Linked DNA regions of Mus musculus: all the other regions are linked to region 3. The links are chromatin loops, found by intact Hi-C in ENCODE. Cell type or tissue: heart. All regions are shown on one strand.

Region 1 (8,000 bases), 250 kb before region 3:
GGAAGGCTTCCCCAAGAGACTAGTCATGTCTGCAGTCTTTGGATGTGTTCATTAATAGACATTACTTTAGTGAAGAAGGAATAAAAGCATTGGAAGAAGGTTCTTGACATGAGCTCAGGGACCCAACAAGCTCACAAATACATTTGCCCTAAGTCATGTGTATGCATACCTACATGCACAGACACCATACATGCACAGACACCACACACACACTGGGCATCATACATACACAACTCAAGTGGACTAAAACCTTAATTTGAATGTCAAAGTCCTGAAAATGCTAGAGGGAGACACGAGGAAAATCTGTCAAGATGCAGGCAGAAAGTAGTAGAACTTTCTGAAGGACTCCAGGGGAATAGGAATAGCTCTAAGAATTAACAGTTGAATTGAATGGAATTTAAAGGCTTAAACAAAGCAAGGAAACCTATTAACAGAATTAACAGACAGCCTTCAATGGGAGAAAATCCTTGCCAGCTACTTCAAACAGAAAGCTAAAACCTAGACCATGTAAAAAACACAATCTGCTAATAGCCAAGCCATTAATTGAGCAGAAGGGTCTCACAATAAGCAACACACATAACCATGAACATTTTTAGGCATGTTTACTATCCCTAGCTTTCAGGGAAATGCATATGGAAACCAATTTGAGATTCTACCTCACTCAGGCAACCCTTACCCATGTCAGACCAGCTGTCACCAGGAAAAAAAGTAAAAGGAATCTTGGTGAGGGAGAGAAAAAGTCAGTGCTGCTGGGGGTGCAAACTGGTGCAGTCACCATGGAAATCAAGAGAGAGATTCCTCAAGCTGTTAAAAGTAGAGCTACCATTTGTCTCAGCTGTACCACTCCTGGGCATGCACCCAAAGGACTCCGATATCTTACCACAGAGGCACTTGCAAACTATTCACCAAAGCCAGAAAATAGAATCAGCTTAGGTGTCTCTTGATAGATGGATAGGTCATGAATATGTGATATACATATACAGAGGAATTTTCTTCAGCTATCAAGAAAAAAAATGGGATATACAGTTTCCAGGAAAATGAATAAATCTAGAAATTACTATTTAAGAGAGATGACTCAGGCTTAGAAATACGAACGCATGTACTGTCTCATGCAGATCTTAGCTTTTACTGTTTGTCTGTGTGTATATGTGTGGGTGAGAGCGTGATAGGTCAAAAAACTATAAAGGGGACCAGAAAGGGAGAAAAGAAGTGTTAAGGAAGGCGGGCAATGGAACACGTGTGACAAGAAAGCAGAAAGAAGATGCCACAGGGGTGGAAGGATAAAGGAGCAGGGACACAGAGAGATGGCAGAAGGGACTAATAAAAACAAGTGTTTGACACAGCATCGTGATGAAGCCTGATATTTTCTATGCTGTTTTTAAAATTAAGAATAAATAAATAAAATACATGATATGTAGCACAACTGGTGGAGTGCTTGCCTACCACTCAGTGAGTCCTGGGATAGATCTCTAGAACCACATATACTGGGTGTGGTGGCAGTGGTCTCAGCTGCAATGATGGTGGTGATGGTGGTGGTGGTGGTGGTGGTGGTGGTGGTGGTGGTGTGGTGGTGATGGTGAGCTTTGCCTCTAATGCCAGCACAAAGGAGGTCAAAGGCAGAAGGATCAAAAAGTCAAGATTATCCTTGGCTACATGAAGAGATGGTGGCAAGCCTAAACATAAATTTATTTTTTTATTTTTTTTATTTTTTTGGTTTTTCGAGACAGGGTTTCTCTGTGTAGCCCTGGCTGTCCTGGAACTCACTTTGTAGACCAGGCTGGCCTCGAACTCCGAAATTCACCTGCCTCTGCCTCCCAAGTGCTGGGATTAAAGATGTGCGCCACCATGCTTCTGTCTCAACACAGAACCAAAAAAAAAAAAAAAAAAAAAAAAAAGCCACATAGTATGTTAATACCACCTCTTCAGGGATTGAAGGAGGCCTAGGCCTAGTACTCTGCAACACAAATACTATAATGAGACAGCTGGCTGTATGGTGAAGGTAAATCTGTCATTTCCATTTCTTTTTAAACTCATGGGTGTTTGGTTCTTTGGACTATCATATTGTCACTGTTATTGTATTTTATATTGTAGTTATCACACCATTGCATATGTCTACACCACTGGTCAGGTGGTATCTTTAGGCCGTGGACCAAGTCACACAAGCAACCCAACTCATCAGGAGGCCCCCGCAGAGAACTCTGATATTACCTGCCTGCTAGCTGCAGAGGGTATGAATATTTCCACTAGCTCGTGACTGATTGACTGAAAGAGACATCGCATTCAGTCTTCTTTCACAGGATCCCACTGAACTATGATTTTGGTTCTTAGTGCTTTCAATTTAAACTGCTGAATCTTTTTCCTGGAGTAATAGGTAATCATTTCTAAAGATTTAAGTGATTCAAAAGACATCAAATTAGTTAATTATATAAACAACATGGTTTGCTACATTCAAGCAAATAGTTAAGTAAGTTAACCCTGATTCGTTTTGCAAGGGCCTAGACAACTATAAATGTTTATTGAATGAATAAATAATATTTGATCTGGTCAAAATTAATTCTTATGCCATTTGTAGTCAGAATTTAGGAGAGTATACATTTCTAACAAATGAATAAATTTAACTTAATTATATATAGGTTTATTTTTCCCCAGTAAAACTTTGAACGTGGATCTCTTAATTTTATAGACCTTGTGGATATTGAAGTCAAAGACATTTTTGCTGGAGCACACGCCAACTTTGTGACAACTCGTCGGGTATCAGTATGTGTTATTCCTTTTTAGACTTATTTTTCCCTCTAGATTTCAGGAATTCTTACTTTCCTGGTGCTGGGGACTCAAACCCAGAGCCTTGTGTATGCTAGGTAAGCACTTTCTTCTGAGCTGTACCCACCATTCCCTAAATTTCAGAGTATTGTTTGAGACAGTATATTATTCATTTTCAGATCTCTTACTAATGTGTTCCTCTATTAAAATGGTAGAAATGTCAACAAGACCTTGTCTCCAAAAACGAACTGAGGGCTGGGGCTGTAGCTCAGTGCGAGAGTACTTGTCTTGAGTGCAAAATCAAGAACCCTGAATTTCATCTCGAAATGGGGATGGCAGGAGAAAGATGTGGGCAATGAGGGGCAGGCTTAAGACAAAAGAAGAGAGGGAAGATGGGGCAGGGGAGATGCCTGAGACAGAGGGGAAGAAGAGGTACAAAATCAGGCTACCGTGCACAGTTGGGAAAGCAGGGGAGGAACCAAATAAAAAGATGTGAAAGAATGGTTTCTTATTTGGGAACTTGGAGGCAGCTTTTTCCAGAGAAGCATCTCTGCAGGAAAGTCAAGACAGACAAGCACAGAGCTTAATTTTAACAGAGAGCAATAAACCCTGGTGTGGGGTCAATGCAAGAAGAGGAGAGGAAGTGGAAACAAGGATTTTGACAACAGAGACATTTTAACAAGAAAGTAAAATTAGAAGATAATGGGATGGTTTCTCATGAGTGGCAGAAGAATGTCCCAGAGCAGGAGAGAGAAAACAGAGTCCAGTGCTGTAGCAGTTCTTCTCACTGTGGCTGTAATAAAACACTGTGACCAAAAGCAAACTGGAGATGAAAGGGTTGAACTGGCTTACAGCTTACTAGTCCATCATGAAGGGAAGTCAGGGTAGGTTCTCAGGGCAGGAACCTGGAGGCAGGAACTGAAGTAGAGAGCCTGGAGGAACACTGCTTCCTGTCTTGCTGTAGGTTGTTCTGTTACTTTTCTTATATAGCTCGGGCTCATCTGCCTGGGCATGGCACCACCTACAGTCACCTAGGCCTCACCCATCAATCATTCATCAAGAAAATGCTCTATAGAAGCAAACAACGTAGGCCAGTCTGATAGAGCCAGTTCAATTGAGATTCCCTAAGCTTTATGTCAAGTTGAGAGAATGTAGTGTAGAATTGAGATGTCTCAGGAAAGAAATATGCTGTTGTGGCTGCAGATGAGGATGAGTTGGTGCATAGTACTGCTTGATGACCAAAGCTGATGTGAGAGTGAGAGAAGCAAAGGAATGTGGGGGAAGGCAAGGAGAGGAGCAATGGTTGTCTCAGAATAAGAGAAAGCAACTGTCTTTGGAAGTGCCCATTTGAAATTTGTGATCACAGATTGAATGTGGTTGGCCAGCACGATGGGCAGTTGTCTTCAGTGGTGTCAGGCATTGGGAACTGACTTTGGAGTAATCCAGACTTGAACATAATGACAAGAAGGAATTTTGCAGTCCAATAAGGGAGGCCTAAAGGAGTTGTGGGAGTGATCAGAAGAGTGAAGTTTAGGAGCTAAGCTAGTTCCAGAGTAACGAGATGGTCGAAGAGCGAGATCTGATGCATGGTTAGAGAGACTGTTCTGAATGGGTGCTTAAAAATGGAGCAATTGTTAGTGTAAAAGTCCAGTTTATGCCCTAGACATAAGTTCATGCTTTTTAAGTAAGGGTCATTTTGCATTCTAACAATCATTTGGTTCTGTCTGTAGGCATTTTAGATTGGTATGCTGACAGTGACTACTACTAGCTTCTAGTGGGTAAGGGCTAGGAACAGTGAGTACTAAATATCTTACTATGTGTAGTATCCTTCACAACAAAGAATTATCTAATCCCAGGAGTCAATCGCTTCCGTTTGGAACCCTTCTCCCTGTCAGGAGTAGCTAAAATGAGGAGAGAAAGGAGTAGAGGTGAGATTGGGAGCTGAGATGTTGAAGCAAGAGATAGACTTCTGTCATCACCTTTGAAGTTGTCAAGAATGAGGACAGGGAGCATGAGGACAGGAGCAGTGGTGAGCACAAGTGACAAGAAGCTTGTGAAGTTTTCAAGGAGAAGCTAGAGGAAAATAAATGATACATAACTGCCGGTAGGGGGCAGATGGTTGTACTGAGATGCTTAGATACAAGAGAAAATAAACCGTTGTGATTGGTAAATTTCCAAACCACTGGGATTTAAATCAAAGTGCTCAGGTAGGAGCTGGAAATGTGGCTGAGTCTGAATAAAATCCTGGCATAGAGCCCATCACCAGCACAGTGGGTAGGGACACTTGAAGCATTGTATTTGTACATATTTTTCCAGAGGATTTTATTTGATTGAAGAAAAGTAGTGTATGTGTGTGTGTTTGTGTGTGTGTGTGTGTGTGTGTATGAGTGTAGTGTCACTCTTGGCTATATAGTGAGACCCTATCTCAAATTACATATAAGATTGTGTATGTGGCATTTGAAACACATTGCCTACAATTTTCTGTGGCATTAATTGCATTCATAATGCCATTAAGTATCATCACTGTTTCTCAAACATTTTAGTCATCGCAAGCAGACACTTGATATCTATTAAATAATAATTCCTCATTCCCTGGCCTCCTCAGTCCTAGCTAATTTCTTCTTTATTTCTATAAGTTTGCCATACTTTATATATGGAATCATAAAATGTCTCCTATTTTTTAATTGATTTATTTCCACTTAGCATGGTCTAGAATACACCTACATTATATTATAGTATCACTTTCAATGCTGAGTAATATTTCACTGCATATTATATTATCACATTGAAAATGCATTCATCTGTTGATCGATAGTATGGCCGTTTGAAGGATGGTAAGATGAATATTGATTTATAAGCACCTATCTGTCTCTATTTTTAATCTTTTCTTGCATTATTACACTTTTTAAAATCCAGACCAAGCAAAATGGCACAAGTTAGGAAACAGAATGTTCACCCTGAAGCAAAAGCTCAACCCACCAAACACCTATGCAAGAGGACAGGCCTTGCCTGTGCCTGGCACTTTACTGATTGTCACTCAAAGTGTATGTGCATTCCCCTGGTCATTTTTGTCTTTATTTTCTTCCTTAAAGCATACTAGGTCTACAGGTGTTTCCATGAAAATCCTGCCAGAAATAATCCGAATCAACCAGTCTCTGGTAAAGAAATGGAGAGCAGCAAATAAAAGAAAAGATCGTGAAGGCGCCAAAAGGTGACTCAGCTTGATGACTTAGAGTCCCTTCTGTGATTCTGAAGTCCTAATCACTTTGTCCTAGCTGTGAGAGAGAGGTTTAGCTTTGTCCTAACAGAATTTACATTTTGGGTATGATTCTCTTTTATTAACTTTTGGTTGGATTTGTCATTAATGTGCATTTGTAATTAATAGTTTATTTAATATAAGAGCTACAGGGAGAATGTACATGGCATGTACCTTTCTAAGTAAGGGAGATGTATGAATGGATCTTAGCAGCAAGTTGTACTGCTTTTGGGTCTTCATAGTTGATTCACTCTCGGTCAGAATTTAGGCCTTTAGACTAACTGGTTGTATTCATTATTTAAATGCAAATGCATAGAAAAATAACTATAAAGCGTTTTGGTGATACTCATTAGTAACATCTATAAGTTATATGCTCATAATGTGGATATTAATAATGAGTCTAGAACTCTATTTTTATATAAGATAAAGGAGGCTATAGGTATTTCTATCCTGCAGCCCACAGGTTACATGAATCCTAGAATACCTGTAAGTACTGCTCAACACATTTGCATATGACAGTGGTTCTCAACCTTCCTAATACTGTGACATTTTAATACAGTCCCTCATGTGTGGTGATCTTCAACCATAAAATTATTATTTTTGGTATTTCATAATTAATTTTGCTACTATTATGAATCATAATGTAAATATTTGGTATTCCCAATGGCCTTAGTCCACCCTTATGAAATTGTCATTTGACCCCCCAAAAGAGGTTGCAGTTCACAGGTTGAGAAGCACTGGCATATGGCAATGTCACCTCACAGTGTCCAAATGTGACTTTTCCCTTGTCTTGTTATTATGTTTGCAGAGAAATCAGCTTGATATTTTCATCTTCTGCTTGTTTGACAGCGAGCTTTCTGAAGAAAAGGTAAAGCTTCAGTGGAATTTACTTTATCTAAAATACTGGGGGCCGTTTAAAAGGAAACTTATAGAACCAGATTGAGTGTGAATTTTGTCATCACATGGATTCCAACATAGAGAATTCTCTGGTTGATAAAAGATTCTTTCATGCTATAAACTAACTCCTCCATATTCCTCCCTCTGTTGTCTAATGGGAGGGAATGGCATTTTGGTCAGGCTATTCATATCTACAGATAAACAGCTGTACTTAAACATGCTTTACTATCTCAAAGCCAGGACTCTCATGTAGACCAGCTGGCCTTGACCTTCCTGTGTAGTTGAGGAGGACCCTACATATCTGACCCTCCTGTCCTCATCTCCTAGCAGCTGACATTACCTAATAGTTTAAGTAATTCTTTTAATGTTCAGTGTTTGGGCCATCTATATCTCTTAGGAATCTCTCTCTCTCTCTCTCTCTCTCTCTCTCTCTCTCTCTCTCTCTCACACACACACACACACACACACACACGATCCACATTCCCAGAAATTCCATCACGTCTTTTTTCTTTCTTTGCATGTGTCTTAATTACGGTTACTATTGCTGTAATGAAAGAATATGACCAAAAGCAATTTGGAGAGAAAAGGGTTTGTTTAGCTTATGCTTACAAATCACTGTTCATCATTGAAGGAAGTCGGGATAGGAACTCCAGCAGGGTAGGAATCCGGAGGCAGTATCTGACCCAGAGGCCATGGAGGGGTGCTCCTTAATGGCTTGATCCTCAGGACCTCCTCAGCTTAATTAATGTCTTACAGATATCAAGACCAGCAGCTCAGGGGTGGCCCAACCCAAAATGGCCTGGTCCCTCCCTCATCAGTCACTAATGAAGAAAATGTGCTATAGGCTTTCCTATAGCTTGATCTTATGGAAACATTTTGTCAGTTGAAGCTCCCTCCTATCTTATGATTCTAGTTTGTGTCAAGTTGATATAAGACTAACCATCTCAGTTTGTGTGTGTGTGTGTGTGTGTGTGTGTGTGTGTGTGTGTGTGTGTGATGCTTGTATATATAAAGGTGAAAGCCTTCAAAGGATATTGGGTATCTTTTGCTATGCAACTTGTATTTCATTTTATTTTTGTAACAAGAG
Region 2 (8,000 bases), 120 kb before region 3:
CTTAGTTACTTTTCTATTGCTGTGGCAAATCAGCCAAGGATACAAGAAAACATGAAATTTAGGACTCATGGTTCCCTGGGGTTAGAGCCCATGATTATAGTGGCAGGGACAGCAGGTAGACATGCATGGTGCCTCCTGAGCCATAGGAAGAGAGACCTAAGTGGGTATGGTATGGGCTATTGGAACATCAAAGCCTACTGCCAATGACACTCCTCCTTTAACAAGGCCACACCTCCTAATCCTCCCCAAACGATTTTACCAACTGGGTACCTAATATTCTAATATATGAGCTTATAGGGGCCATTCTTATTGAAACCACACTGAGAAAGACTTGAAGAAATACCATGAGGATTGTGTTATTGCTTGGGTCTGGGGTTGAGTCAAACACTTAAAGATCTTGTGGCATCTGCCTGTCTTCAAAAGCAAGGAGTAAGTGCTGTGGGGCCCTGGATGCTTCCACCTGAAATCAGCCAAGGATAAAAGAAAACATGAAATTTGGGATTCATGGTTCCAAGGGATCCATGACCATAGCGGCAGGGACCATGGCAGCAGGCAGGCAGGCATGGTGCTCACCTGAAATGAAGTGACAGCAATTCAAGAGGAGCATTGCCTGGAGCTATGTTTGGAAGTGGGAAATCTAGAGAACTCTTTACTCACAATGCATGTACTTAATGCTATATGTCATCCATGTATGTATTTCATATATGTTAATGCTCTATTTCATGTCCTCTAACACTTAGATGTTAGTCAGTTTCCCATCACTATGCAAAATACTCAAAAGAAACAATGTAAGAGAAAGAAAGTTTATTAACTCAGAAGTTTCAGTGTGTGCTTGAATGATTCCACCGCCTATGATGAGGTACCGCAGACCCTCTGGGTCCCTTTGTCTGCATGGAATGAGTCTCTGGGGCAGTTAGGCAAGGCGTCAGCAGGTGACAGACAGACCAACAAGCGAGATTGTGTAGAATCTGAATGTATTTTCACAAAGTGAATACCAGTCTTATATAGTACAGAAAATACAAGGGGTCTGAAGTCATAGCAGGCAAAGTACATTGAAGTTGCCTGACACAAAACAAAGGAATGACTTCAAAAGGATTTACAGGAACCAGGTAGATGTTTACAGTAAAGATAAAGCAGTCCTACCTAGGGTCAGCTTAGTGACAGGTAAGGATTTCACACTCTTTGATCCTTGTGAAGGCCAGCACCAGGGGGTTCTGCTCTTAGTAGGCCTCATGAATAATGCAACATCACAACCCCACCTCCCCAACACCCCATTTCCTAGGCCTTGCCAAACTCCTACATGAGTGTAACTTTTTTTTTTGATTTTTATTTCACTGCATTTCTTTTTTTTTTTTAATTTTTTTATTAGGTATTTTCCTCGTTTACATTTTCAATGCTATCCCAAAGGTCCCCCATATCCACCCCCCCAATCCCCTACTCACCCACTCCCCCTTTTTGGCCCTGGCATTCCCCTGTACTGGGGCATCTAAAGTTGGCAAGTCCAATGGGCCTCTCTTTGCAGTGATGGCCGACTAGGCCATCTTTTGATGCATATGCAGCTAGAGACAAGAGCTCCGGGGTACTGCTTAGTTCATATTGTTGTTCCACCTATAGGGTTGCAGTTCCCTTTAGCTCCTTGGGTAATATCTCTAGCTCCTGCATTGGGGGCCGTGTGATCCATCCAATAGCTGACTGTGATCATCCACTTCTGTGTTTGCTAGGCCCTGGCATAGTCTCACAAGAGAGAGCTATATCTGGGTCCTTTCAGCAAAATTTTGCTAGTGTGTGCAATGGTGTCAGCATTTGGAAGCTGATTATGGGATAGATCCCTGCATATGGCAATCACTAGATGGCCCATCTTTTTGTCACAGCTCCAAATTTTGTCTCTGTAACTCCTTCCATGGGTGTTTTGTTCCCATTTCTAGGAAGGGGTAAAGTGTCCACACTTTGGTCTTCCTTCTTCTTGAATTTCATGCATTTAGCAAGTTGTATCTTATATCTTGGGTATCCTAAGTTTCTGGGCTAATATCCACTTATCAGTATGAGTGTAACTTTTAAGTATCTGGAGAATCTCCACTTGTCAGGAGAATTCACCAACTTGCTTCTAATATGCAATGCAGCCTGTACTGAAGATTTCTATCTCAGTGGGATTCCCTGGCTCTTTTATGATATTCCCTTGTTTGGGTGAGATTTGCTACTGTCCTTAGTAAATATTTTGCAGACCAGCTCTGAGCTACTGGCTCCATCTTTTGTAATACTTAATTAGTTATTGAATAGGTAACGTCTTTACTGCATTCCTGCCGGATTCTAAGCTCATCGTTCCATACACCAGACTAACAGGGGATAGGGTATGAGTATGTGGGTAAATGAGAACGCCAGAGCTCCAGGAGGTGAGTTTCTGTGAAACTCTTTTCCTCATAAGTGCTTACAGACTTTTCAGCCTGTCAAGCAGACTTGACCGGAGTGTGTGGCAATGAGGAGCATCATCATGGCACCAGGAGCATGTTACAGAGCAAAGTTGGTAGCCAGTAAGTGGAGGGGGCAAAGACAAGATACTTCCTCTCACTAGATGCTACCACCTATTTTAAACCACTATCCAGTGGTCATTATTCATGAAATAATTAGGAAAAGGATTGATGAGGTTGGAGCCCCCAGGATCTAATGAGTCCCTCAAAGTCCATAACATAAGGCCTCTGGAAACCGTATTAGATTCAAAATATGACACCTCTTCTGTGACAGCTTCATCTTGCCAATCTGGGTTTGCTAAGCATTTGCAAGAAGATGGTGTCCTTAAGTATTGAGAGATCCACATAACAAAGGAACAAGAAAAAGGGGGGGGTGTAAGGGGGTTTCTTTACCTTTCTCTTTGGCAGTCATACATGGACTAAATCATTATACTGGATTATAATTATGGTGATCCTATAATTCATTCAAAATTCCTATTCCTTACAATGCTACTTTATTATGGCTACAATGGTTCCCACATGTAAGCAGGCAGAACTTAAGAGTTGCAGGAACAGGAAGCAAAAATTTCCTAGTGAGTCACTAGGTTATAGTGAGTGGTTGATTTCCTGGACCTGTAGATTGGAGAAACTGTACCACATATTGGAGGCTGATTGAAAGCATATACTGCCTTCTGAAGAATCCCGCCCCAGCCATATATGCTGCTGTCACCTAGTTGGTGCTATAACTGTGTCTTCAAAAGGCCATTCCATTTTTTTAATAGACCAGCTGCTTCAGGATGGTGGGGAACATAGCAAAACCAGTGGATGCCATGGTTGTGGGCCCACTCTCTCACTTCTCTGTCTGTGAAATAAATTCCTTGGTTTGAAGAAATACTGTGTGGAATACCATGATGGTGGTTACAGATTTGCCTTTCCTACATGTAACGCTTCTGCCAAAACCACCATATGTGTACATATGTAACCAGAGTAACTTTACACACAAAACCAGACAGTAAATTGTTGTCCTGTGTTGTGGAGATCCTTCAGCTTTGGAACAGCAGGACTGGCTCTTTTCAGAATCCCAACCATTGGCAGATGATATAGATGTTGAGGCAGGCTAATTCAGAGCCCTGAATCTGGGCTTGAGTGGTAGCTGAGCTGGTCAGCCCGTGACTCTTCCTTATCTGAACCACCAGGGTGAGCTCTCCACCATTGCTTTGGCTAGGCCACTCAAGGCTACCATTGGAAGAATCCAGTGTTTGTTTGTTTGGTTGGTTGGTTGGTTGGTTTTGTTGTTGTTGTTTGTTTGTTTTTGGTTTTTCGAGACAGGGTTTCTCTTTATAGCCCTGACTGTCCTGGAACTCACTTTGTAGACCAGGCTGGCCTTGAACTCAGAAATCTACCTGCCTCTGCCTCCTGAGTGCTGGATTAAAGGCATGAGCCACCACACCCAGCAGGAATCCAGTGTTAGCACTCCTGATCTTATGCACTTGGGGCGGCTCACTCACACCCAGCTTCCCAGAGTCAGCTTTACTATGTTGCCCAGTCAAGGTTCAGGGCCCATACTCCCAAGTACTGCAGCCTGTGAGCGGCTGGGCCAGTTTTCCTACTCTTGAACCCTCAGAGATGGCTCACCTATGCCTTCACCATCAGGGTCAGCTTCACTGTATTTCCCAGGCAAGGCAAAAGGGCCACTCTCCCAAGACCTACAGCCAGAGAGGGAGCTGGGCTAGCTCCCCAACTCTCATGACTCCAGGGGTAGCTCTTCCTACTACTAAAGGTTGTGAGTCAGGGAGGAAGAGGGCATCAGCCCTGCACTCACACCACCTCAGGCAGGTGAGTGGTGGGGCCAACTGTCCCATGCTCTTTCCTCCAGGACTGGATTAGCTATGCCCCTACAACCAAGGTCAGCTGTACTGTGCTGCCCAGGTAAGGAGCAGGGTCAGTTCACCTGACTGCTGCAGCCAGTGAAGGGCAGGATCATCTGTCTTGTTCTCATGACTCCAGGGTCAGCTCTTCCCAACTGTTGTAAGTGGTGAGGGTCAAGTGGGGGCAAGGCATCACCCCCGTACCAATACATCATGGAAGACAAGTGACAGGGCCAGCTATCCTAAGCTCTCATCCGCTACATACTCAAATATTGTGGTGGCTTCCAATGTAGGCTGGATGACATTCTCCACCCATGCTGCTTGGCATAGCAGTAAGAGGGTACCTATTGTTTGTCTGTGCCATGTGCTATGCAGCAGGCCTGTAGATTCCATAGAGGTTTGAAGGTCTCTGCCTTCCCTCTCTTACACTGTGCTTCCTGGACTTGATTTTTATGAGTCCTAGGCATAAGACAGATTTGACCATTGTAGTGGTATGAATAGGGAGCTGCATTCAAGTTCCCACAGACTTCCCCACTCCCACCTCCTCCAAATTGTGATGCTGCTGCATTCGAGCGTTTCTATGTCCATGCACCTCCCAAGTCCACTTCTTTTGGAGGATGTAGAGGTATCAGGAGGTCCAGTGTCCTAAGCCTCCCACATTACCAGATAGTCCTGATTGTTCAGTACCTCAACATCAAACAATGCTGCGGACCCCACCACCACCACCACCATACACACAAACACAGCGTGGCATTTTAGGATGGCTCTCTGGACTTTTAGACTCATACTCTAGTAGCCACCATCAGCATCTCTCATCACTAGAACTTATACTCATTTGGCTCCTCTGTCCACATGGTTGCCATTCCTTGGAGACCACTTGTATTCACAGTAACACTATAATTGTTCGCACTCTCCGGCTTCTATCACTGGCACAATGGGTTGGATCTCCACTGGCACCTTAATTTCAGCTTTTTCTTCTTTCCTGCCTTCTTTTTTTTTCTCTTTTCTTTTTTTAAGCTTCTGAAACACTGAGGGAAATTTTCTGTTGTTTATAAGCTGAATGTACTAGGAAATCAAGATAGGAGCAGTTTTGCAAAGAAATGCCTCTGCAATTAGATAGGAGGGCTGTTTAGACAGGACAACACCTTAGAGTAAAAACAAAGTGACACAGAGGGCAGAATAAAGACTCCTGCCTTACTTAGCTGGATCTCTATGAGTTCAAGACTAACCTGGTCTACAAAATTAGTTCCAGGAGAGCCAGCGCTGTTACTCAGCTAAACCCTGTCTTGAACCAAGAAAAAAGATTCAGGGCTACAGTTATGTGGACAGAGTGGAGGGAGGAGGCAGGCTACTTAGCTATATCTTTTCTGGTGCTAGGAAAAGCATCTGCACGATGGTGATAAGGAAAGAGGCATGGGCTGGAAAGATGACTCAGCTATTAAAGGCTAGGCTCACAACCAAAAATATGAGGAACTGGGGTAACTCTCTCCAGGTCCATCAGGTTCTATTTTGAACATCATCTCCCCATTCATTCAGATGGCAATTATACTAGGCAGCTTTGCATTGCTGTAACAAATAGCAAAGGAAACCAATGTTTGGCTCAGTATTCCAGGTTTCATCTCATGATGATGGGTTGATCTTATTGCTTGGGCCTGTGATGAGGAGCTAAATTATCCAAAGGTTCATAGTGGAACAGAGCTGTTCATCTCATGGCCAAGGATAAAGATAAGGTTCTTTGGGAGCTTAACGGGGAGGTTCCAATATCCACCTCAAAGATGTGCCCCGAACAGTCAGCTCTCACATTAGGTTCTCCCTCTTCAAGTTTCTACCACCCTATATTTCAAACCAGGTGTGGCCCTAGCCTTTAACACATGGGCCTTGGGGGCCATGCACATTAAATTCAAAGTATAGCAGAGAACTAGAGATTGTGGGAAAGCCATAAGAACCCTAAGCTACAAAGATGTTTAATAGAAGCATTGAGTACCTTAAAATCAGGTAACGGTTCCAGAAGCCCGCCTCCCAGAACCATGCCTTGCCACTCAGTGTGCACTTGGTCAGAAGCCAGCTTCTGGTCCACCCGTGTGCCTGGAGCATCTCCAGGTGGAGCCTGTTAATGCTCCCTCAGGTTTCTTCTTTCCTTCAGCATTCTGGCTATGCCCCCTTCCTGTCCCACCTGAGTTCTCATCAGCCTCGTTTTATTTCAGAGATTATTCCACATTTTTGTTTTTGCCATCTTTTGTTTTGACAGCTGTGATGGATATTTTGAAGCTTATTGGAATTTGGAAAGCACAGATGAAAGTGAGCATTAGATTTCCCATCTTTGATTTGGAAACAACCATTTTCCTGGTAGAAGTTGGCCAGAAGGGGTCTTTCCTGCCTAACATAGATGTAATGCAAGGCAGTGAGCCTTTTCGGTCTTGTTTCCTGTCTACCTAAAGGGATTTGAGTGATGTCAGAATTTGCCAAATGTATCCTTGTAATACCCCTAATCAAATAAAACTAGGCAGTCATCAAAACAACTTGCCTTAGTCAGTGTTCTGTTGCTGTGAAGAGACATAATGACCACAGCAACTCATAAAGAAAAATATTGTATTGATGGTTGCTTACAGTTTCAGAGGCTTAGTCCATTACTGTCATGATAGGAAACATGCTGCAGGTAGGCATGTAGACATGGTGTTGGAGAGTGAGCTGAGACTTCTACATCCAGATTATCAGGCAGCAGGAAGAGAATTGAGTCTTTAGTCCTGGCTTGAGCTTCTAAAACCATAAAGCCCACTCCCTCCCAGTGACACAGTTTCTCCAGCATAGCCATACCTCCTAATCCATATCAAGTACCACTCCCTAATGACCAGGCATTTAAATATATGAGCCTGCGGGAGGCATTCTTATACAAACCACAAATTAAGGAGCCTGCAAAATGGGTATCCAGGTAAGACATCTGCTGAAAATCTAAGTTCCTCTCCAAATTCCATGTCAAGATGGAAGGAATGAATCACAAAGTTGTCAGCTGACCTCCACATGTATGGGAGGCACACACAAACACATGCAAACAGACGCTCAAATTTGAAAATTTAATACATTAAAAACATGGCCAGTTACTCACTGCAGACTAAAAGACTTAAATAAAAAGGTCCTAAGGGCGAGTAGGATCTAGAACTCTTTTCAAGTAACTAACAGCACAGCACTAGCTATAATGTAAGGAAATAGGGCCACAAGCAGAGTGCCAAGGAATAAGTTCTTGTTAAGGATAGAGGCAGATCCTTTCCAGATGAAGTGATATATTTTAGAAATTCCATATTGAATGATAGATCTGGGTGGTACTGAAAACCTTCAAAGTACTTTTAATTACTATTATCTGTATACATGGCCAGACCTGACCTATGGGTTGAAGAATGGGCCTAGACAAACTATCTGGTATAGCACTGCTACCAGGTCTAAACAGCCATGTCCCCAGATAGGTAGGTGCCACACATGCACTGGAGCAGCTGCAAGAAAACAGCGCTGCAAGAAGATGTAGCTGCAAGATGATAGCTAATTCAAGGGCAAGGTGGTATTCTAAGGGCCAAGGCACCTGGGGGATCTCAGGCCTGAAAGGAAGTATCCAGTTTTCTTTTTATATGGGTGACTGGAAATCAGGTAGTATTATACTTAGAATTATGAATGTCTCTGTAAGACCACGTTGAGAAGC
Region 3 (8,000 bases):
TTTCAAAATAGTACTTGAAGTATTAGCCAGAGCAATTAGACAACAAAAGGAGATCAAGGGGATACAAATTGGAAAAGAGGAAATTAAAATATCCCTTTTTACAGATGATATGATAGTATATATAAGTGACCCTAAAAATTCCACCAGAGAACTCCTAAACCTGATAAACAGCTTCGGTGAAGTAGCTGGATATAAAATTAACTCAAACAAGTCAATGGCCTTTCTCTACACAAAGAATAAATGGAGTGAGAAAGAAATTAGGGAAACAACACCCTTCACAATAGTCACAAATAATATAAAATACCTTGGCGTGACTCTAACTAAGGAAGTGAAAGATCTGTATGATAAAAATTTCAAATCTCTGAAGAAAGAAATTAAAGAAGATCTCAGAAGATGGAAAGATCTCCCATGCTCATGGATTGGCAGGATCAACATTGTGAAAATGGCTATCTTGCCAAAAGCTATCTACAGATTCAATGCAATCCCCATCAAAATTCCAACTCAATTCTTCAATGAATTAGAAAGAGCAATCTGCAAATTCATCTGTAATAACAAAAAACCTAGGATAGCATAAACTCTTCTCAAGGATAAAAGAACCTCTGGTGGAATCACCATGCCTGACCTAAAGCTTTCTACAGAGCAATTGTGATAAAAACTGCATGGTTCTGGTATAATGACAGACAAGTAGACCAATGGGATAGAATTGAAGACCCAGAAATGAACCCACACACCTATTATCACTTGATCTTTGACAAGGGAGCTAAAACCATCCAGTGGAAGAAAGACAGCATTTTCAACAATTGGTGCTGGCACAACTGGTTGTTATCATGTAGAAGAATGCGAATCGATCCATACCTATCTCTTTGTACTAAGGTCAAATCTAAGTGGATCAAGGAACTTCACATAAAACCAGAGACACTGAAACTTATAGAGGAGAAAGTGGGAAAAAGCCTTGAAGATATGGGCACAGGGGGAAAATTCCTGAATAGAACAGCAATGGCTTGTGCTGTAAGATCGAGAATTGACAAATGGGACCTCATGAAACTCCAAAGCTTCTGCAAGGCAAAAGACACTGTCAATAAGACAAAAAGACCACCAACACATTGGGAAAGGATCTTTACCTATCCTAAATTAGATAGGGGACTAATATCCAACATATATAAAGAACTCAAGAAAGGGGACTTCAGAAAATCAATTAACCCCATTAAAAAAATTGGGCTCAGAACTGAACAAAGAATTCTCACCTGAGGAATACCGAATGGCAGAGAAGCACCTGAAAAAATGTTCAACATCCTTAATCATCAGGGAAATACAAATCAAAACAACCCTGAGATTCCACCTCACACCAGTCAGAATGGCTAAGATCAAAAATTCAGGTGACACAGATGCTGGCGAGGATGTGGAGAAAGAGGAACACTCCTCCATTGTTGGTGGGATTGCAGGCTTGGACAACCACTCTGGAAATCAGTCTGGTGGTTCCTCAGAAAATTGGGCATAGTACTACCGGAGGATCCAGCAATACCTCTCCTGGGCATATATCCAGAAGATGTCCCAACCGGTAAGAAGGACACATGCTCCACTATGTTCATAGCAGATTTATTTATAATAGCCAGAAGCTGGAAAGAACTCAGATGCCCCTCAACAGAGGAATGGATACAGAAAATGTGGTACATTTACACAATGGAGTTCTACTCAGCTATTAAAAAGAATGAATTTATGAAATTCCTAGCCAAATGGATGGACCTGGAGGGCATCATCCTGAGTGAGATAACACATTTACAAAGGAATTCACACAATATTTACTCACTGATAAGTGGATATTAGCCCAAAACCTAGGATACCCAAGATATAAGATACAATTTCCTAAACACATGAAACCAAGAAGAATGAAGACTGAAGTGTTGACACTAGGCCCCTCCTTAGAATTGGGAACAAAACACCCATGGAAGGAGTTACAGAGACAAAGTTTGGAGCTGAGACGAAAGGATGGACCATCTAGAGACTGCCATATCCAGGGATCCACCCCATAATCAGCTTCCAAACGTTGATACCATTGCATACACTAGCAAGATTTCATCGAAAGGACCCAGATGTAGCTGTCTCTTGTGAGACTATGCCGGGGTCTATCAAACACAGAAGTCGATGCTCACAGTCAGCTATTGGATGGATCACAGGGCTCCCAATGGAGGAGCTAGAGAAAGTACCCAAGGAGCTAAAGGGATCTGCAACCCTATAGGTGGAACAACAATATTAACTAACCAGTACCCCGGAGCTCTTGACTCTAGCTGCATATGTATCAAAAGATGGCCTAGTCTGCCATCACTGGAAAGAGAGGCCCAGTGGACATGCAAACTGTATATGCCCCAGTACAGGGGAACGCCAGGGCCAAAAAAAAAAAAAAAAAAAAAAGGGAATGAATGGGTAGGGAAGTGGGGGGAGGTTATGGGGGACTTTTGGGATAGCATTGGAAATGTAATTGAGGAAAATATGTAATAAGAAAAAGAAAAAGAAAAAAAAAGAACAGCTGATTTTTCAAGAGAAAACTTTAAAGCTAGAAGAGCCTGAAGCAATATATCCCAAGTCCTAAATAACATTCCGTCTAAAGTGATATACCCAGAAAAATGGCTGCCATGATTGAGAGAGAAAAAAAAAATTTCTACATTAAAGGTCTGAAAAAAAAATTCAACAAGCCATACTGTAGGAAAATACACGGAACATTATTTTGGCCTGAAAAGAGGAATAATGAAAGCTGAGAGACAGTGGAAAAAATATAAAACTACAATTATTAAAATAACAAGTACCATGAAGAACAACTCCAAAAATCAACATGATGATCAGAAGTAACACACAGATTTCAATAATGATGTATGAATGAATCGCCTCAGCAATCCACTCAAAAATTACTGAGTGACTGAAAGGATCAAGAAACCAAACTCTGCTTGCTGCCTACAAGAAACACATCATAGTATTAAACACTACGTCAGGGTTAAAGAATGGGCAAAAGTACTCCAATCAAATGGAATCAGAAACAAAGTAGGAGTCACTATCCAAACAACTGGCAAAATAGACTTCGCCCTAAAACTAATTAGATGAGATGAAGAGGGACACTTCATTCTAATCAAGGGAACAGTGAACCAAGAAAAAACTACTACTCTAAACATATATATGCCAAACTCAGGGATAACTAATGTCTTTTCTTTTTGTTTCTAAGGTTTTAAAATCTGTTAATTGTTTGTGAACTTCACATCAGGTACCAGAATCCCTCTCCTCTTGTACTGGCCTTCCACCCTTGCAACCTCCCTCCCAACAAATAAAAATAATCTCATCATGGAATCTGTAGTGTGTCACAGTTGTCCCACATTATTCACTTCTGTCCACACTTCTTTCTTATAAAATTTCATTGTAATGACTAACAAGTCATGGTATGAGGCCTCTGGCTTCTACTACTCTATCAATACTGGAATCTCACTGAGACTCCTCTCTGATATCCTGTTGTTGCCCTGTGTCATGGTGATCCTATAGTTTTGGCTCTGTAGAAATGGTACTTCATGCACAGTGGCAGTTCATTGATAGGGTAGATGCTGAGGCAGACCAATTCAAAGGCCTGCATCTAGGCCTGAGAGGTAGTTGACCTTGTCAGCCAGCAGACTCACACTCCCATTCCCTTGTGGCCAGACCATCTACAACCCCTGCCACCAGGGCCAGCTATATCCTGCTGTGCAGGTGAAGTACAAGACTTGCTTTCTCAAATGTTGCAGCATGTGAAGGGTAGGGATAGCTCTCCTGGTCTCATGATCCTGTCAGGGTCAACTTTTCCACCCACCTCTGGTGGTAAGGGCAAAAGAGAGAGGAGGAAATCTCTTCTTTGTGGAAGTCACTGCACAGTAGACAAGAGACAGGACCAGCTCTCCCACACTCAAGTCCTTAAGGCCAACTTTATCTTAACTCCCATATCCCAGGTTAGCTCTACTGTGCTGCACAGGTGAAGGGCGAGCCAGATTGAAGGACAAGTCCAGATCTCCTGCTTTCTTCACCCCAGGGCCAGGTCTCCAGCCTGCCATACGTGGTAAGGGGGGAAAATGCTACCAGAGGAAGATGAGTGGTAGGGTCAGCTATCCCACACCGACTCAATTGCAACTCCCAAAATGTGCAGGGAACTCTCCAGAGTACAGCTGGCTAGGGGCAAGGTAAGCTCTCTTGTTCTCATGCCTCCAGGGCCAGCTCTCCCAGGATGCCCAGGTAAAGGGTGAAGCCAGTTCTTCACAGTCCTCAGACATCAACATGTCCCTAGTAGCAGTTCAAACCAAGGATGTCCTCCTGTACTTCGGTGGTAACAGACCACTGTGCAGTGCAACAGACCCAGATACCACCCCTACCCAACACCCTCCAGTGTCAGTACAGGTCAAGACCGCATCATGGTCCCAGGTGGCGTCACTGACAACTCATATCAGGCTTTTTTTTTTTAAATTAACATTGAATTCTACCTTTCTTAGTTGTGCTTACATCCTCCTGTTTCTCTTTCTCTTCTATTTCTCTATCACTTACTTGCTCTTCTTAGTGGTGTCCAGGGTCTGAATATCTGAGTCATTTCAGGAGTGATCTTAGGAGTCTTATGCCCTGTTAGCCCTCTAACACTATGCATTATGCAGTATGGTGTGTGTGTGTGTGGTAGGGGGAGGGTCTTCTTGAGCATGGTCTCCCCTCCTCCCCCAGGTCTGGGCAGTGCCAGACTGGTGTTCATCTCAGGCTAGCTCCTTTTTTGGGGCACCATAGACCAGACTGGGTTCTTCTAGCAGGTTTCTGGCTAGCCCCAGCCCACCTTGTACCAGAGTGGTTGTTGTCTTAGGGTAGCTCCCTGTGCAGGTCCCCGGTACCAGATGGTGATAGTCTCAGGCTCGGTTTTTTTCAGCGAATGTTAGGCTACTAAGCATTCAGATGTCCATATGTGAGAACACTTAGCACAGACAAAGCATCTTGTCTGCCACCTACTGACACACATGTGACACAGCAGCCACAACTGCAATACTTCTATTGGGCAGGGGGATTGAAAGACACAGATTAACATCAATCCATTAATTATAGATGATTTTAATACCCAACATTCTCCAATAGGTAGGTTATCTGGACAAAAATAAACAGAAACATCAAATAAATAGATGACATTACTCACCAAATGTACTTAACAAACATCTACAGAATTTTCTAATCAAACATCAAAGAACACAAATTTTACTCTGCAGCAAAAACCACCTTTCTAAATTAGACCACATCCCAAAATAAAAAACAAATCACTAAAAATTAAAGTTTGAAATCTCTCATTGTATCCAATTTGTCCACACTGCAATAAAATGTAATATTTATAGCAAACAAATCTCTATTAAGTACAAACACTCTAGAGATTAAACGACATATTATAGAATGATGACAGTATCCAAAAAGAAATCAATGGAGAAATAAAAACTTCCTGTTAACTAAGTGAAAATGAAATAATAAGGTAAAACCTATGGGATACATTGAAAGCAATCCTATGAGGAAAATTTATAGCTCTAAGTTTGGACATTAAAATAGAAACAAACAGCACAAATAAATGACATGATAACACAACTCAAACTGATAAAAACCAAATACAATCAAATTGATAATAGAAAATAAATCAGAAATCAATAAAACATAAACAAAGAAAACAACACAAATAAATAGATAGATAGATAGATAGATAGAGAGATAGAGAGAGAGAGAGAGAGAATGATAGAACCGAACTTAACACAGAAGCGAATGAATAGGAAAATGTTATAAGTAACACAAAAGCAATTTAGGCTATTGTAAGAGGATATTTTAAAAACATGTACTCTATTAAACAGGAAAATCGAAAGGTCCTGTATGGACCAATTCTGTCAAATCACAAAATCAAACCAAGACATTAACAATCTAAACAGACCAATAACAAATGAGGAGACTTAAATAATAATAAAAGCCTTCCAGCCAAGGAAATTCTAGGACCAATAAATTCACAGCAGAATGTCTGCTGGACATTCAAAGAAAGTCTAGAGCCCATCCTTCTCACACATTTTTTTTTAACACAAAGAAACATAAGGAAGACTCTCAAACTACTTCTGCAAAGCCAGTGTAACTTTAATACCAAAACTAAGTAAGACCCAACAAAAAAGGAAAACTACAAGCTGATATCCCTTAGGAGAATGGACTAAATAAATAAATAAAATAGTTGCAAACAGAACACAGGCATACATAAAAAAGAAAAGAAAGGTCTACCCATGATCATTTTATCTTTCTCCATTAAAAGCAGGGATGGCTCAACACATACAACTTAATAAGTGTAGTAAACCACATAAATGGACTTAAAGACAAAAGCCACATGATCAACTCAATAAATTAAGAAAAAGCTTTTTGAAAATATAAAATGATACTGCTAGCTAGTCAGCTCCCCGGAAGACACCATATCCTGAGCCATCCCAGAAGATGCGCTGTACTCAGAGCAGTTGGTAAGAACCCTCCCAAAGTCCCATGGCTGCTGCTGGGAGCCCAGTGGACTTGGGACACATCATCCCCCAAAACACCTGCCCTCTGAATATCACTCCCCTCTGTGTTGTCCTTTCTGCTGAGACAGACTGCTCCCCTGAAGATACCATATTCTGAGCCATCTCAGGAGATTTGCTGCACTCAGGGCATCTGAGAGAGCAGCATGAGACTTCCCAGGATATCCACTGTGCGCAGGGACAACTGGCATCCCTGGAGATCTGCTACACACAGAGCAACTGATACCACAGCCTGAAGACATCCCAGGAGATCCGCTGCACAAAGAGAAACTGAGCAACTGATTACCAGCTTGTCTGCTCCCTTGAACACACCACAGCTGAAAGGCATCACAGGAGTTCCTCTGTACACAGGGACAACAGACACCACAGTCTGAAGACTTCCCGGGGAATCTGTGGCATGCAGGGCAACTGAGTCAACAGAACAAAAGCCTCCCTGGAGTTCTACTGCACACAGGGAAACAGAAACCACTGTCCAGAGGACACCTGGGGAACAGCTTCACACTGGACAACAGCTTGATTCTCTGAAGACCCAACCATCTTAAGGCCTCCCAGAAGATCTACTGCAGCCATGGCAACAGATCAGTAGCTTCTCTGCCCCTCTGAAGAGCCCCCAGTTGGAAGGTCCTACAGATGGTCTGCTACAGCCAGGGCTGCAGGCCTACCAGGAAACCTGAAGCAACCCAGGGACAAAAGAGGCAGACTTCAGACAGAAGCACCCAGACCACCAAACACCAGGGATAACCAGATGGTGAGAAGCAAGCACAATACCATAAGCAGCAGAAGCCAATACACATGGGTCTTATCGGGACCCAGCTCTTTCACCAGAGCAAGCCCTGAATACACAAACATATGTGAAAATCAGGAAGCTGACCTAAAATCCTATTTCATGAAGATAATAGTCCTTTAAGATGTATATAAATAACTCACTGAAAGAAATACAGGAATATACAGGTAAACAGGTAGAAGCCCTTAGAGAGGAAACAAATAAATCCCTTAAAGAAATACAAGAAAACACAACCAAACAGGTGAAGGAATTGAATAAAGCACTCCAAGACCTAAAAGTGGAAGTAGAAACGATAAAGAAAACAAGTGGAGGCAAACCTGGAAATGGAAAACTTAGGAAAGAGGTTATGAATTACAGATGTAAGTATCACCAACACAATACAAGAGATAGAAGAACGAATTTCAGGTGTAGAAGATATTGTATAAGAGATGGAAACAACTGGCAACGAAAATTCAAAATACAAAAATCTCCTAATCCAAAATATTCAGAGAACTCATGACATAATGAAAATTGGAATAGAGGAGAACAAAGATTCCCAGCTCAAAGGACCTGAAAATGTCTTCAACAAAATCATAGAAGAAAACTTTCCCAACCTAAAGAACGACATGGCCATAAAGGTACAAGAAACCTATAGATCACCAAATAAATGGGAGCAGAAAAGA

Evidence for each region. A loop is a pair of places that touch in the nucleus more often than their neighbours do. Peaks named below come from ENCODE experiments on the same cell type or tissue, not always from the same donor. Only the 100,000 strongest peaks of a DNase experiment are listed, where the experiment ranks them.
Region 1: a loop joins it to region 3, with 3 times the contacts of the local background. A loop is called at or near these places in 11 of 42 quality-filtered maps.
Region 2: it touches region 3 in a loop (9-fold over the local background); 12 of 42 quality-filtered maps call a loop at or near these places.

What each region holds. Positions count from the first base shown.
Region 1 is chr6:57,604,951-57,612,950 of GRCm38, forward strand. It overlaps Herc6 (hect domain and RLD 6), which reads left to right. Exons shown (of 23, transcript NM_025992.2): 7 at 2,092-2,228; 8 at 2,684-2,757; 9 at 5,853-5,971; 10 at 6,825-6,884. Among named protein-coding and RNA genes, the nearest start is that of Herc6, 28 kb to the left of the region's middle. In heart, a CTCF peak has its summit at 4,865 (motif pointing right); no DNase peak of the experiment used is centred here.
Region 2 is chr6:57,739,892-57,747,891 of GRCm38, forward strand. No RefSeq gene overlaps it. Among named protein-coding and RNA genes, the nearest start is that of Lancl2, 41 kb to the left of the region's middle. In heart, a CTCF peak has its summit at 3,638; no DNase peak of the experiment used is centred here; H3K27ac peaks cover 2,423 bases.
Region 3 is chr6:57,854,909-57,862,908 of GRCm38, forward strand. Gm25726 (a small nucleolar RNA gene) reads right to left here and starts at 5,040; the gene lies at 4,912-5,040. In heart, a CTCF peak has its summit at 4,999 (motif pointing left); no DNase peak of the experiment used is centred here; H3K27ac peaks cover 367 bases.